3 separate regions of the Homo sapiens genome follow, and all the other regions are linked to region 1. A link is a contact called in ENCODE Hi-C or POLR2A ChIA-PET data. All regions are on one chromosome and are shown on one strand. The core of a region is the stretch at or near the end of the contact, and the rest is flanking DNA. Distances in the headings are between cores, read along the strand shown. Region 1 has its middle 40 kb from the start of LINC02541. Region 2 has its middle 48 kb from the start of MARCKS. Region 3 has its middle 54 kb from the start of LINC02541.

Evidence for each region. A loop is a pair of places that touch in the nucleus more often than their neighbours do. ChIA-PET counts read pairs that join two places held with the same protein, here RNA polymerase II (POLR2A). Pooled maps may share reads with other maps.
Region 2: a pooled map shows a loop between it and region 1 (2.7-fold over the local background). The contact joins two enhancer-like sites. A Hi-C loop is called at or near these places in 1 of 168 maps with a recorded cell type or tissue (chondrocyte), 6 of 37 single-sample maps with no recorded cell type and 6 of 50 pooled maps. POLR2A ChIA-PET finds 5 or more read pairs at or near these places in 3 of 52 experiments (AG04449, B cell and GM12878).
Region 3: a loop to region 1 is called in a map of mammary epithelial cell, with 8 times the contacts of the local background. The contact joins two enhancer-like sites. A Hi-C loop is called at or near these places in 2 of 168 maps with a recorded cell type or tissue (Caco-2 and mammary epithelial cell). POLR2A ChIA-PET finds 5 or more read pairs at or near these places in 1 of 52 experiments (WTC11).

Annotation. Positions count from the first base shown.
Region 1 is chr6:113,688,167-113,692,588 of GRCh38, forward strand. No RefSeq gene overlaps it. Among named protein-coding and RNA genes, the nearest start is that of LINC02541, 40 kb to the left of the region's middle. Within about 2 kb of position 2,670, at least 2 of the 41 ENCODE cell types and tissues checked have a DNase peak (open chromatin) inside an H3K27ac peak, as active enhancers do.
Region 2 is chr6:113,807,502-113,811,923 of GRCh38, forward strand. No RefSeq gene overlaps it. Among named protein-coding and RNA genes, the nearest start is that of MARCKS, 48 kb to the right of the region's middle. Within about 2 kb of position 2,415, at least 3 of the 41 ENCODE cell types and tissues checked have a DNase peak (open chromatin) inside an H3K27ac peak, as active enhancers do.
Region 3 is chr6:113,594,349-113,598,770 of GRCh38, forward strand. No RefSeq gene overlaps it. Among named protein-coding and RNA genes, the nearest start is that of LINC02541, 54 kb to the right of the region's middle. RefSeq lists an enhancer at 2,555-2,734. Within about 2 kb of position 2,288, at least 11 of the 41 ENCODE cell types and tissues checked have a DNase peak (open chromatin) inside an H3K27ac peak, as active enhancers do.

The DNA.
Region 1 (4,422 bases), core at 1,420-3,919:
AGGTAGGCAAAAGAAAAGAAAAAAAATAATTTTGGTATAAGAATGCCCATGTTTTAATCCTTAGCTGAAAAAGCATACATAATTGATTGTTCTAAGAAGTAAATTACTTTTTTCACTGAAGGTGATTTAGAAAAGGCAAAGAATGTCAAGGGAAAGAAGAAATGAACAATTTTCAAATAATCACTAAGAAAATAAAGTATTACCTTTCTTCTGTTATTGTACCTTATATTAAAGTATATTTGTTCAGTAAATTTTGATTAATTTGTATTTCAAGTATTCCAATTTTCTCTCTGCCTAGTATGTCTTATTTGAGTCTAAGTTCCATATCAAAGCATTTCAGGGAATTTTTAAAAGCTAAACTGCTCACATAATTTAAACTGCTCACCACAATTTAAGTGTTACAAGAACAGTTTTCAGCATGAAAACTGAAGTCCCCAAAAGGTATGCAAACGCAACCTTATTACTTCCTGGTATTAACATCAACATGAAAGTGAAGTCACGGCCAGGCGCGGTGACTCACGCCTGTAATCCCAACACTTTGGGAAGCCAAGTGGGCGGATAACTTGAGACCAGGAGTTCAAGACCATCCTGGCCAACATGGTGAAACCACATCTCTACTAAAAATACAAAAAATAGCCAGGCATGGTGGCACATGCCTGTAATCCCAGCTACTTGGGAGGCTGAGACACAAGAATTGCTTGAAGCTGGGAGGCAGAGGTTGCAGTGAGCCAAGCTCAAGCCACTGCACTCCAGCATGGGCGACAGTGCGAGACTCTGTCTCAAAAAAAAAAAAAAAAAAAAAAGGCCGGGCATGGTGACTCACACCTGTAATCCCAGCACTATGGGAGGCCAAAGCGGGTGGATCACCTGAGGTCAAGCGTTTGAGACCAGCCTGGCCAACATGGTGAAACCCTGTCTCTACTAAAAATACAAAAATTAGCAGGGTGTGATGGTGTGCGCCTGTAATCCCAGCTATTCGGGAGGCTGAGGCAGGAGAATCGCTTGAACTTGGGAGGCAGAGGTTGCAGTGAGCCAAGATTGTGTCACTGCACTCCAGCCTGGGCGACAGGATGAGATTCACAAAAAAAAAAACTGGTTGAACCATGATAACTTTAGTCAAACTAATTATTTGTGACTGTTACTTAGATAAAATTAATGAACTTGACTGGCTTAAAACCATAATATTTGTTTGCTTTTTTTTTTTAAACCAAATTTGGTGGAATTTGAATTTAGGTGGGTGTAGGAAAAAAATCAAATGCAATTTATATGTTTCAACATCAGCTTCATGTGTGCAGAATACTGCAGACTTCCTCGATACAGAGAGCAAGAGTGCAGTAAGGTCGGCCAGGCACGGTGGCTCACGCCTGTAATCCCAGCAGTTTGGGAGGCCAAGGCGAGCGGATCACCTGAGGTCAGGAGTTTGAGACCAGCCTGGCCAACATGGCAAAACCCCGTCTCTACTAAAAATACAAAACAAATTAGCCGGGTGTGGTGGCGTGCGCCTGTAATCCCAGCTACTCTGGAGGCTGAGGCAGGAGAATCACTTGAACCCAGGAAGCAGAGGTTGCAGTGAGCCAAGCTCGAGCCACTGCACTCCAGCCTGGGCAACAGAGCAAGACTCTATCTCAAAAAACAAAAGAAAAGAAAGAAAAAAGAGTGTACTAAGATCTACAGCTAGGAGGTGCTGGCTCCAAAGAGGTCACCTGGTGACTCAAACATCCACCTGCCACAGCACTGGCATGTGGAAAGCAAGACATGCATTCTCTGAATGCTGCTAATAGGGGTTCTCTCAACCTCTGGGAACTAATTTATTTGTGATTTCTGAAAATACATCAATCAAAAGAACATCAAAACTTGGGGGAAAAAAAACAACAAACTCCCTTCAAGGGCATACTTAAAAACAGACTGAGTTGCCGTGTGCGGTGGCTCATGCCTGTAATCCCAGCACTTTGGGAAGCCGAGGTGGCTGAACACCTGAGGTCGGGAGTTCAAGACCAGCGTGACCAACATGGAGAAACCCCATCTGTACTAAAAATACAAAATTAGCCGGGTGTGGTGGTGCATGCCTGTTATCCCAGCTACTCCGGAGGCTGAGGCAGGAGAATCGCTTGAACCAGGAGGTGGAGGTTGTGGTGAGCCGAGGTCACAACATTGCACTCCAGTTTGGGCAACAAGAGTGAAACTCTGCCTCAAAAAAAAAAAAAAAAAAACAGACTGAGTTGAAGAAAACCACCTCCTGTTATTGTAACCAAAATTTTGTAGCCAAAATGGAATCTTTTTATGACTATACAAATTGTGCTGTCTGGGAAGACTGAAAATTTTCTTGGCATTTAAAAAATATTGTATGAATAGGCTAAAATGTCCCCAGTTTCCGTAAAAAGGGAAGCAAGTCTTATTAAAAGTTTTAAGAAATGTATGATGGCTAGCTAAACAACAGTATCATATGGAAGATCTACAATTTTGAGAAATTTATGTCTGTTAACAGACCCAGTATATTTAGCCCAGTTCAATTTATTAGAATATCAATTCATTCTTTACACAATATCAATTCCAGAAGTAAAACAGTTGAGGGAGTATACTGTCTCTACAAGTCAAACAATAATACAGTTTAAATAACAAAACCAACCATGTGACAATCCAGTTATTTCAATTACTTAAACATCTGAATCATAAAAACCACAGAGCAGCCTGAATGATGTCATGGTACCTGGCATCCAGCTGGCTTTGAAACCTCTGCCTAATTGAAACTGCTTCTCCTGATATTGACTTAAATAGTGAATCTGTATCTTTTGACAAAGACGAACCAATGATACTAGGTAACCGTGAGTGCAACTGATGGACATATGTTAGTTGTAAAAAGTGATTTTTTTAATTGACAAAACCTGGATTAGTGAAAAGACAGAGTCAGCACAATGTCACTGTTACTCAAAGACACACACAGCTGTAAATGGAATCATCAATTAGTAAATTAATAAATTTATATTAATTACTCTCGAGAGAATAATGTGTGCTTGACTAATATTTTTATATGCTTTAATTCATTAAATTATACAATTAATAAATATTTGTCAGGCACCCATTATGCTCTCAAAGTGTTGTCCTTGCCCAAATGGAGCCTACATCTTGTTTCATAAGAATAATATAAGATAATTTGAAAACAACAATGTAAGATAATGCTCAATAAATGATTTATACAAGAGGTACAGCAACAATTCAGAGAATGCTGATATAAGTGTCACGTGATGTCTTCAGGGAAGTCCAGAGATGAAGTAAAAATCTGAAGGTGAGGTAGAGTTCCCACAGGAGGAATAAGAAAGACATTCGAATCAGGAATGGAGGCGGGAAGTACAGGTGAGCATGGTGAGTAAGCAAAGAGATACGGAAGAAGCACAGCCTTTATCTGGAAGATTAAGAGAAATATGTCAGGAACAGGCTGTCTACAGGAAATTTAAGCCAGGGTGCAGGTTTCATGACTGTAATCCCAGCACTTTGGGAGGTAGAAGAGGAAGGATCACTCGAGGCCAGGAATTCAGGGCCAGCCTGGGCAATATAGCAAGACTCCATCTCTATAGCAAGTTTTAAAATAAAAATAAAAAACACGTTTCAAAAAGAAAATGCAGAATATATTTAGAATAGTAGTAGTCTTTTCTTTGTTTGTTTGTTTGTTTGAAGACAGGGTCTCACTCTATTACCTAGGACGGAGTGCAGAGGTATGCACATGGCCCACTGCAACCTCCACCTCCTGGGCTCAAGAGATCCTCCGACCTCAGCCTCCCAAATAGCTGGGACCACAGGCACACACCGCTACATCTGGCTAATTTTTTTGTATTTTTTGTAGAGACAGGGTTTCACCATGTTGGCCAGGCTGGCCTCGAACTCCTGGCCTCAAGTGATCTGCCCACCTAAGCCTCCCAAAGTACTAGAATTACAGGCTGGGAGCCACTGCACCTGGCTGTAGCTGCCATTTCTGAGTTCTTAGTGTGTATTGGTCATTTTTTATATCACTCTTCTCAATTGCCCTGTGAGATAGGCATTATTACCCCTCTTTTGCAGATAAGGAGACTGAGGGTCAAAGAAGGTAAATAACTTGCCCAAATTCACACAGCTTGTTCTGGTAGAACCGAAATTCAAATCAAGTTTTCAGTGACTCCAAAGTCCAAGCTCTTTCCATTTGGGGCACCTACCTCCCAGGTTCTAAAAGCAGGGGAAGGCGGGCAGGTGTGGTGGCATACGTCTATAGTCTCAGCTACTTGGGAGGCTGAGGGCTGAGGTGAGAGTATAACTTGCGCCCAGAAGTTTGAGACTGTGCTGAGCTATGATCATACCACTGCACTCCATCTTAGATGACAGAGTGAGTTTGTAAATAAATAAATAAATAAAAATAAATAAAAGCAGGGCAAAGGCATTATTTGGCTTCTTGGT
Region 2 (4,422 bases), core at 1,165-3,664, 120 kb after region 1:
AAATATCTCCTACAGCCTCCAGAGAGAGTAACGTGCCCTGTCAGCAACTTGATTTCAGACTTCTGGTCTCCAGGACTATGAAAGAATCAATTTCTGTTGTTTTAAAGTACTAAATTTGTGGTAATTTGTTACAGCAGCCTCAGGAAACTAATACAGTAAACTAAGGTGTTTGTTTTTGTTTTTGTTTTCAGTTTCTAATTCCACAATTTCTATTATTCATTCATTTGTTCAGTAAACAAACAGGCAATGAATGTGTCAGGCATTGGACAATGCACGAGAGATACAGAGTTGAAAAATAAATCTATTCTCAAGAGCTTTATAAACTGATAGGGAGAATCAGACATGTAAGTACAATGAAGTATTACAATGTCATTATTATGTATAGGCATGAGAAGGAAGTGACCACTGCTTCCTGGGATGGTCACAAAAGGGTTCAAAGAAGAGAGACACAGAAAAGCTGAAGAAGTGTTTGCTGGCCAAGAGGGTTAAGAATGGGAGGGAGGGAATTCTTGGAAGAGAAAGTATCATAAACAGAGGTATGGAGGTATGCAATCACATAACCTCTACAAATATTGGATGCTTTTAAGTATATCTGGTAAGATTCTACAGTAGGCCTGGTGAAAGGCAGTGCTAAAGGGTAGATAAGGAAGGGCCAGATTATTGACAGCCACATTAGTCAAGCTGAAGAGTTTGGAATGAGTCCTATGGCAAATGGGAAACCCTTAAAACTTAAGGTTTTTAAGCAGGGTGGCAACATGTCACACTTGTGTTTCAGAAAGTTTGCTGTGGTAGAGGTGGGCTGGGTGCCTTGGGGACTCAAGATCAAGGCAGGGAGATTCATTAGAAGAGTACTGATGTGGTCAAAGGAGCAGAACTAAGGCTAAACTAAGGCACAATCATGAGGCGGAGCAGAGGAATGGCAAGAAAGAGAAATTGACAAAGGAATCTGAGAAAGAATAGAGTTTGAGTTAGAAAGTGAGAAGCAAACAGAGCAAATTCTATTGCAGTAACCAAGAGAGAAGAGGGGATCAAGAAGGAAGTAACAACAGTCAGAAGCCAAGTGATGTGAAGAGGACTCCACTGGATTTGCCAATGAAGAGGCCACTGGTGACTTTGGCAGAAAAGTTTGAGGGGAGATGTTATCTATTAGCCATGTAAATTGCTGGCAAGTCAATTAGCATCAGCAAAACAAAGATTGGTCCATAGATCAGTAGTCATCAAAATATATTCCCCACACTATCCCAGCATCATCTTGGAACTTAGAAATGCAAATTCTCAGGCCCCACTCCCCCTAAATCAGATACACTGGGTTAGGGGTCCACAATCTAGGTTCTAACAACGATTTTGATGCAGAAGTCTGAGAACCGTCTATATACACTAGACAGGACTTTACTGCTGAAAAGGTAATTCATGGACTGGCAGCATCAATATCACCTGGGAGCTTGTTGGACCCCACACCTGACCCATTGAATCAGAATCTGCATTGTAATAAGATCTCACGTGATTCAGTTACACAGTGAAGTTAGAGAAGCACTGTTGAAGGGTTTCAATCTCAATAGCTTTCTTGCCCAGTGTCTGAGATTACCTTTTACATAAATCTGCTAAGTTGCTAATTCAAGGAAGGGGGGAGAATTCAATATAACATAACATATTTCCTCCTCTCAAGTGGGATAATAAGGAATAACAAATGGGCTATTTATAGCTTACATGAGACCAGAAACATTGCATGTGCAGTCAAAGTAATGTAGGTGCTTTGTAGTTTTTGGCATTTCAATTCTAGGTTACAGAAATACATGTTTTTCCTCAAAAAGATAGAAAACCTACTGGGGTTCATTATATTATTCTGGTGGAAAATAATATCAGGCCATTAGGACTTTATTCAAAAAAGTATCTTGGTATTCTTGACAGAGACAGTATATGGAAACAGATAGATCTTTACATAACCTTAGTGGGGAATTGCTTGTTAGGAAACCAAAAACATTAAGATCTGTGCAATTTACTGTTTGTAAAATAGAGCTCCATAAAAAAACTGAGAACAATTATATTTACTTTGTGTAAATATAGTTTAGCCCAAAGATTCTCAAAATGTCCTCAGACCAGCAGCATTGGCACCACTGATTGGCTTGTTAGAAATGCAAATGATTGGGCTCTGCTGTGACCAACTAGATCAGTATCCCTGGGGCCGGGATACAGGAAATTGTCTAGCAATCCAGGTGATTCTCGTGCATGGTAAAATTTGGTTTAGGCCTCAGAGACGCTTCATATAAAACACCTCTGCCTGCATTGTCTCTTCTTTGCCTTAACTGCCTCTGAAACTCTCTTCTCGGCTGAAATATTTTCATTTATCTTTAAAATCCTTTTGTGGGTCCTTTCCTCCTTCCCCTTTTTTCTTCCTCTATCTACCTATGTCTTTCCGTTCTACTTTTTCACTTCCTGTTTTGTTCCTAGCTCACTTTAGCTTTGAACTGCCCCATTCTCAAAGATGCATACAAATCTAGCACTTCTACGCAAAAATGTGCCAGCCTAAGCAAGTCTATTAGATACCCATGCTCAGCATTATGAAAGAAACGAAACAGTACATCAGCCACTTAGTTCTTGAAACAATGCAACTTAAAGAAATGACAGTATAGAACGAGTCACTGTACAGTTCTTTGGTATTAATGTGACTTTAGCAAGAACACTCATGACTGTCATGTGCTAACTGTCCACAAAATGTCTGCTGGCATAGAAAAGTACATGATTTTCAATCTACAGGCAGTTCACCAGAACATTTGGGCCCTGTATTAGGATTAAATGTTCATGACTTCACCATAAGAGGTGGCTAATAGGTACAGTAGGAACAAATATTAATAATAATATTAATAAAAGTGTTACTTTGTTTAACTGAAATAATTTGTCTTTATTATACAGTCTACCACTAATAATGATCATTGCTTATAATTATTTATTACTAAATTTAGTCCAAAGCCTTTTCTATGAGCCTTACAGTTAACAGGTTGGTGCAAAAGTAACTGCAGTTTTGCCATTAAAAGTAATAACAAAAACCGCAATTACTTTTGCACCAACTTAATATTACTATACGTATGTATTTATTTATTTTAAGACAGAGTCTTGCTCTGCTGCCCAGGCTGGAGTGCAGTGGCGTGATCTCGGCTCACTGCAATCTCTGCCTCCTGGGCTCAAGCAATCCTTCCACCTCAGCCCCTCAAGTAGCTTGGACTACAGGCACCCGCCACCACGCCCAGCTCATTTTTGTATTTTTAGTAGAGATGGGTTTCCGCCATGTTGCCCAGACTGGTCTTGAACTCCTGACCACAAGCAACCCACCATCTCGGCCTCTCAGAGTGCTGGGATTACAGGCATGAGCCACGGCACCTGACCTACTATGTATTCAAACCTCCCCATAACCCTATGAGTTCAATACTATTATTATCATCTCCATTTTACAGATGAGGAAATAGAGGAATGGTAAGGTTAAGTAACTTGTCTAGAGTCATTTTGCTGGGAAGTAGTAGACATGGGATTTGCATATAGGCAATCGAGCTTTGGGGTCCTAGATTGTAACTACTGCATTACACTGCTTCTCAAGTGAGAATGGGTTGAATTATACAAGACATATTTGAATTTCACGTTTCTTCACCTTTTGCATTAAGAGACCAGGTTCATTACATATTTTCACATTCTCACACTTTTGTGGAAACAGCATGGTACTGTGGGGCAAATGCCTGCCTGGGAGCCAGAGGTCCTCAAATTTTATCCTAGTATTATAAGCAACTAACTAGATGCATATGGGGACGCTCATGGGTTTACCCTTAATAGGTCACAATTTCTTCTCTTACAAAAGGGGAGTGTTAGACTCCATTAGATCATATTAATGGTTCTTTCCAGATCCAACATTCTGTGAATTCGAAGAATGAAACATAGTCCTAGGAAATAATTAGACTTGGGAACATAACGGTACACAGAAGCATAATTAATCAATTTTCTAATTATTCCTTTAGCTATAATATAAACAAATAATTCAACATGGCATAATTCTTGGTTATTAAGGCAGAACAGAAGTGTTTGCTACTATGTGAACAACATGCAGAGAAATAAAAACAAAAACTAAAGTACGTTTGCTCAACATGATAAAGGCCAGAGGTGAGGGATAGTGTTAATTTCCTACTGTTGCTTTAACAAATTATCACAATTTAGTGGCTTTAAAAAAGCCCACAAATTTATCTTATAGTTCTGGAGATCAGAAATCTAAACTGTGTCTCACAAGGCCATAATCAAGCATCAGTAGGGCTGTGTTCCTTCTGGAGGCCTAGGGCAGAGTCCATTTTCCTGGCCTTCTCCAGCTTCTGCAGGTGGCCTACATTCCTTGGCTCATGGCTCCTTTCCCCTACTTTCAAAGCTGGCAATGACAGGTTAAGTCCA
Region 3 (4,422 bases), core at 1,038-3,537, 94 kb before region 1:
TTGGCTCACTGCAGCATCCACTTCCTGGGTTCAAGTGATTCTCCTGCCTCAGTCTCCCAAATTGCTGGGATTACAGGTGCCCACGACTATACCCAGCTAATTTTTGTACTTTTTAGTAGAGATAGGGTTTCACCATGTTGGCCAGGGTGGTCTCGAACTCCTGACCTCAGGTGATCTGCCCACCTTGTCCTCCCAAAGCGCTGGGATTACTGGCGTGAGCCACCATGCCCGGCCTCCAGTCTCCCTTTTTACATTTTTCTGCCTGCTTATATTCTAGCTGTGGTGGCAACTGATTAGATTGTGCCACTCAGATTAAGGATGAGTCTGACTTTCCCAGCCCACTGACTCAGATGTTAGTCTCCTTTGGCAACACCCTCACAGACACACCCAGGATCAATACTTTGTATCCTTCAATCCAATCAAGTTGACACTCAGTATTAACCATCACACCTGGGGAGCCTTTTGAAAACACTTGTGCCTGCACCCTACCCTAAACCAAAGAAATCAGAATCTATCTGTGCAGAGTCATGGGAAATCTTCCCCAGGTGATGTCACTGTCCATCCAGAATAGAATCACTGCAGCTAGACATCTATTCTCATTCAGTGCATGAAGCAAGTACCTGGCCCTACAGCTCCTCTACCAGCAGACATTGTGGCAGGTGTCCACTTTCTAGATGAAACTTTCCTTATAAAAGACCTACTGTAGGCCAGTAGGTGGCTCACACCTGTAATCCCAGCAGTTTGGGAGGCTGGGGCGGGTGGATCACTTGAGATCAGGAGTTCAAGACCAGCCCAGACAACATGGTTAAACCCCGCCTCTGCTAAAAATACAAAAAATTAGCCGGGGGTGGTGGTGGGTGCCTGTAATCCCAGCTACTTCAGAGGCTAAGGCAGGAAAATCACTTGAACCTGGGAGCCGGAGGTTACAGTGCGCTGAGGTCACACCGTTGCACTCCAGCCTGGGCAACAAGAGTGAAACTCTGTCTCAAAAAAATAAAAAATGAAAGACCTACTGTGTATGTACCATCCATAAATCCAAGCAAGAGAGGATGCTGCTCTGCATCTTATAAGGGAGCAAGCAACCTGGCCTTCTTTCAACAGCACTTCTCTTCATGAAAAGGAGAGTCCACGGGGCCAAAGCGATACCCCCACCCCACCCCAAACACATCCTTAATCATGCTTTGAGTTCCCAGGACCCTAAAATTCCCTTCCCAATCAACTAAAACCAACTTCTTAGGACCTGACTAGGCACACCTTTAGGCCAAGGGATGTCCCAGAGGTGGCTGTTGATGAGGGTGTTAATGCAGCTTGGACACGTGTGGTGGAGTTTGAGAGGTCCCATGCATTGTAGGATGGGGGTAGGGTCTGAAAAGATGGGGGTAGACCCAGGACCTAGGGCAGTGGGCCAGGCAGTGAGAGGCCCGATTTCCCTGGCCATCCAATTCCAGGATGAAACTCCAAGGAGTCAGGGAACTCTAAATTCAAATCCAGCCTCTAGATAGTTAATGAAAATACATTTGTCATGAAGGGAGGGTAGAACATATTTTATGTTTTACTTAAGAATGTTCAAGCTTGCATCATAACTTTTAAGTATTTAGGCATATGGCTTGTGGGCCTCCGTTTGTACTCTTGCCCTGGGCCCTGCAAATGTTAGGGGCGAGCCGAAAGGACACATCTTTGCCTCACATCCCTCCGGGATGTTTGCTTATTTGAAATTAGCAGCCATGGAAGCTTTCCAAGGCTCTTTGAATGCAATGAGAATGTGGTCCATCAAAAATGCTGTCTGATTTTATTGCACATGAGAAGTTGTTAACTCTGGCAGCCCAGCCAGATTCTTGTATGTTCTCATTGTCCCTTAGGCCTCCCCAGCCAAATCCTAATGGGGTAATGAGTCTGTGCCTATGAGATTTGAGGGAGGGGCTGAGGGAAGTGTAATCAAGCAAATCACAAAGTGTTGAGCTTAGAGAACGGAAGGCCTCCGTTCCTTTGACTTCATTTTCAATTCACTTAATTTCAGGGTTGGATCCCCCCCACCCCGCCCCTTTGGCAGTGAAAAAGAAAAGGAATGTTCTCTGTTTTTCCTCTTATAAAACCTGGAGCATAATAACTGCCCTGGACTGTTAGGAACACGGTGAGGAGGATCTCAGAGAACAGGGACTGCTTATAGCCTACATATGAAATTGTATAAGCAATTGTCGTTTTTCCCCCATTCATTAATCTGGCAGGATTTACTAAGGGTTTTAGAAGGGAAACATGGCTGTTTTAAGAGAAACTACAATAAGGAAATGGTGGGGGTTGGGCAGAGAAGGCCAAGGACAGACTTGAATTCACACTTTATAAATCTGGCACGGTATATGTGAACTGCTTCATGAACTGGCTGATATCAGGCAAATAAGAAAGTTAAAGCAAACCAAGAGCTATGCTCAAGCAGTCAGTTCTCCCAGCAAATTAACCAGGCACTTTCAGGAGTATGAAACTCCAGAATCCAGGCAAATGGCACAGAGGTCTCTGAATGGGTCTCAGCAGCTGCCAAGGCAGCTCACACATCTTGCACACCAAAGGAGTCACTTACCCTCTTGAGGAAATGAAAAGTCCCTAAGACCAAGCCTCTCTGGAACATGTCATAGGCCCTGGGAGAGCCCAGGGATAACCTTTAGGGTTAAGTGTCCCCATGATGCTGCTGGTATTTCAGTGAGAACAGGCAGGCCGGAAGGAGGCTGGTGTGGGAAGCAGCCCTCACACAGATGTTAGCATAAAAGAGCTGTTTACTTGGTGATTAGTATCATGAAATGAAAAGCTCAGGTTTCAACTGCTTAGGGAAGAATGATTATTTTTCTCACTGTGCAGCCTTTGCCGTTGGCACAGAGAATGTATTCATCAACGTCCCAGGTGTCACTCTTGGGCAGGTGGGATTCCAGACTCAGGTTGGGCCATCACCCCTGGCCCCATCTGGAGAGACATGGGGACTTGCTCAAACTTTTGTATTTATGTAATGAGTAAGAGGCTGAATCCCAGAGGAGTTACCCCTCAGCCAGGCTAACCTCAGAGTTCTGCATTTACCATGGGTACATCACCACAAAACAGTGACCAACACTACCTCGTTCCTAACTTCCCCAGAAGGGCAAGGGTGAAATGGACCAACTTACAGATTCATGGGGTTTAGAGAAAGAATTAATCAGCACCCTCTTTTTATCACCAACAGGCCTACCCATGGCCAATACATCCAAATTGTGCACACTGTGGAAAGATCACTCTCTTAGTGCCTCAAAGCTTAGAATCAGTTTTATTAAATTATTCTAACATTTCCCCCAAAGAAGTATGAGCCAAGAGGCAGTTTATTTTCTGGAAAAAAAACATGCACTTTGAACATAAAGGGCTCTTGGTTTGAATACCAGTTCTTCCACTTACTAGTTATGAGATCTTGGGTGAGTTATTTAAGAATTCTGCATCTCAGTTTCCCAATATATAAAATAGAGATAATAATAGCTACATCACAGAACGATTATGCAGATTAAATTAGATAACTCCTGATAGGCACTCAATACAAGGAAGCTTTTATGAACAGGAAATGTGCTTTTCAGAGAAGCCTTTACCTCCCTCCCCATTGTAAGGTCTTCGAGTTCAATAGCAGCATCTGGGGTGGATTCTCCTCCAGAGCTACAGTGCTGCCTCCTCCTTTCCAAATGAATAAATCTGGTTGCTCCCATTGCATATATCAGTGTCTAAATAAAACTTTCGGTGAAAATGATTTCAAAAAACAATCTGAGGGGCTAGATGTGGTAGTTCATGCCTATAATTCCAGCACTTTGGGAGTCCCAGGTGGGTGGATCACCTGAGGTCGGGAGACTAGCCTGGTCAACATGGTGAAACCTCGTCTCTACTAAAAATACAAAAATTAGCAAGACGTGGTGGTAGGCACCCGTAATCCCAGCTGCTCAGGAGGCAGAAGTTGCAGTGAGCTGAGACTGTGCCACTGCACTCCAGCCTGGGTGACAGCGAGACTCTGTCTCAAAAAAAAAAGTCTGAGGGATTGCTTCTTGCCATCTCCTTCCTACCATCCCACTCTACCTTCCACGTTGCATCAGGAAAATAGCATCTGGGGAAAGAATGGGAGACTCAGCTTTTCTGGGAAGTAGTGATGGGCAAAGGCAGTTGAAGGCTGTGACCTTGAAAGGACATCAGAAGCTACCCAATAGAAACCCCTCTGAAGCTGAACGCTAGATGATAACAGAATGGCTTTTTTTAAGACTTGTTTCCTTACTAGCTTCAAGGCTGCCCTAAAGGCAGACCAGAAAGGGGCAATTCTTACACCCAAGGCCCAGGTGTGAACCCAGCATCCTTACTTGTAATTGCATGTATGGTAATTGTCTGTCCAGCGTATCCCAACCAGAGATGCATACCATCTTGCCTCAATCCCGTTTC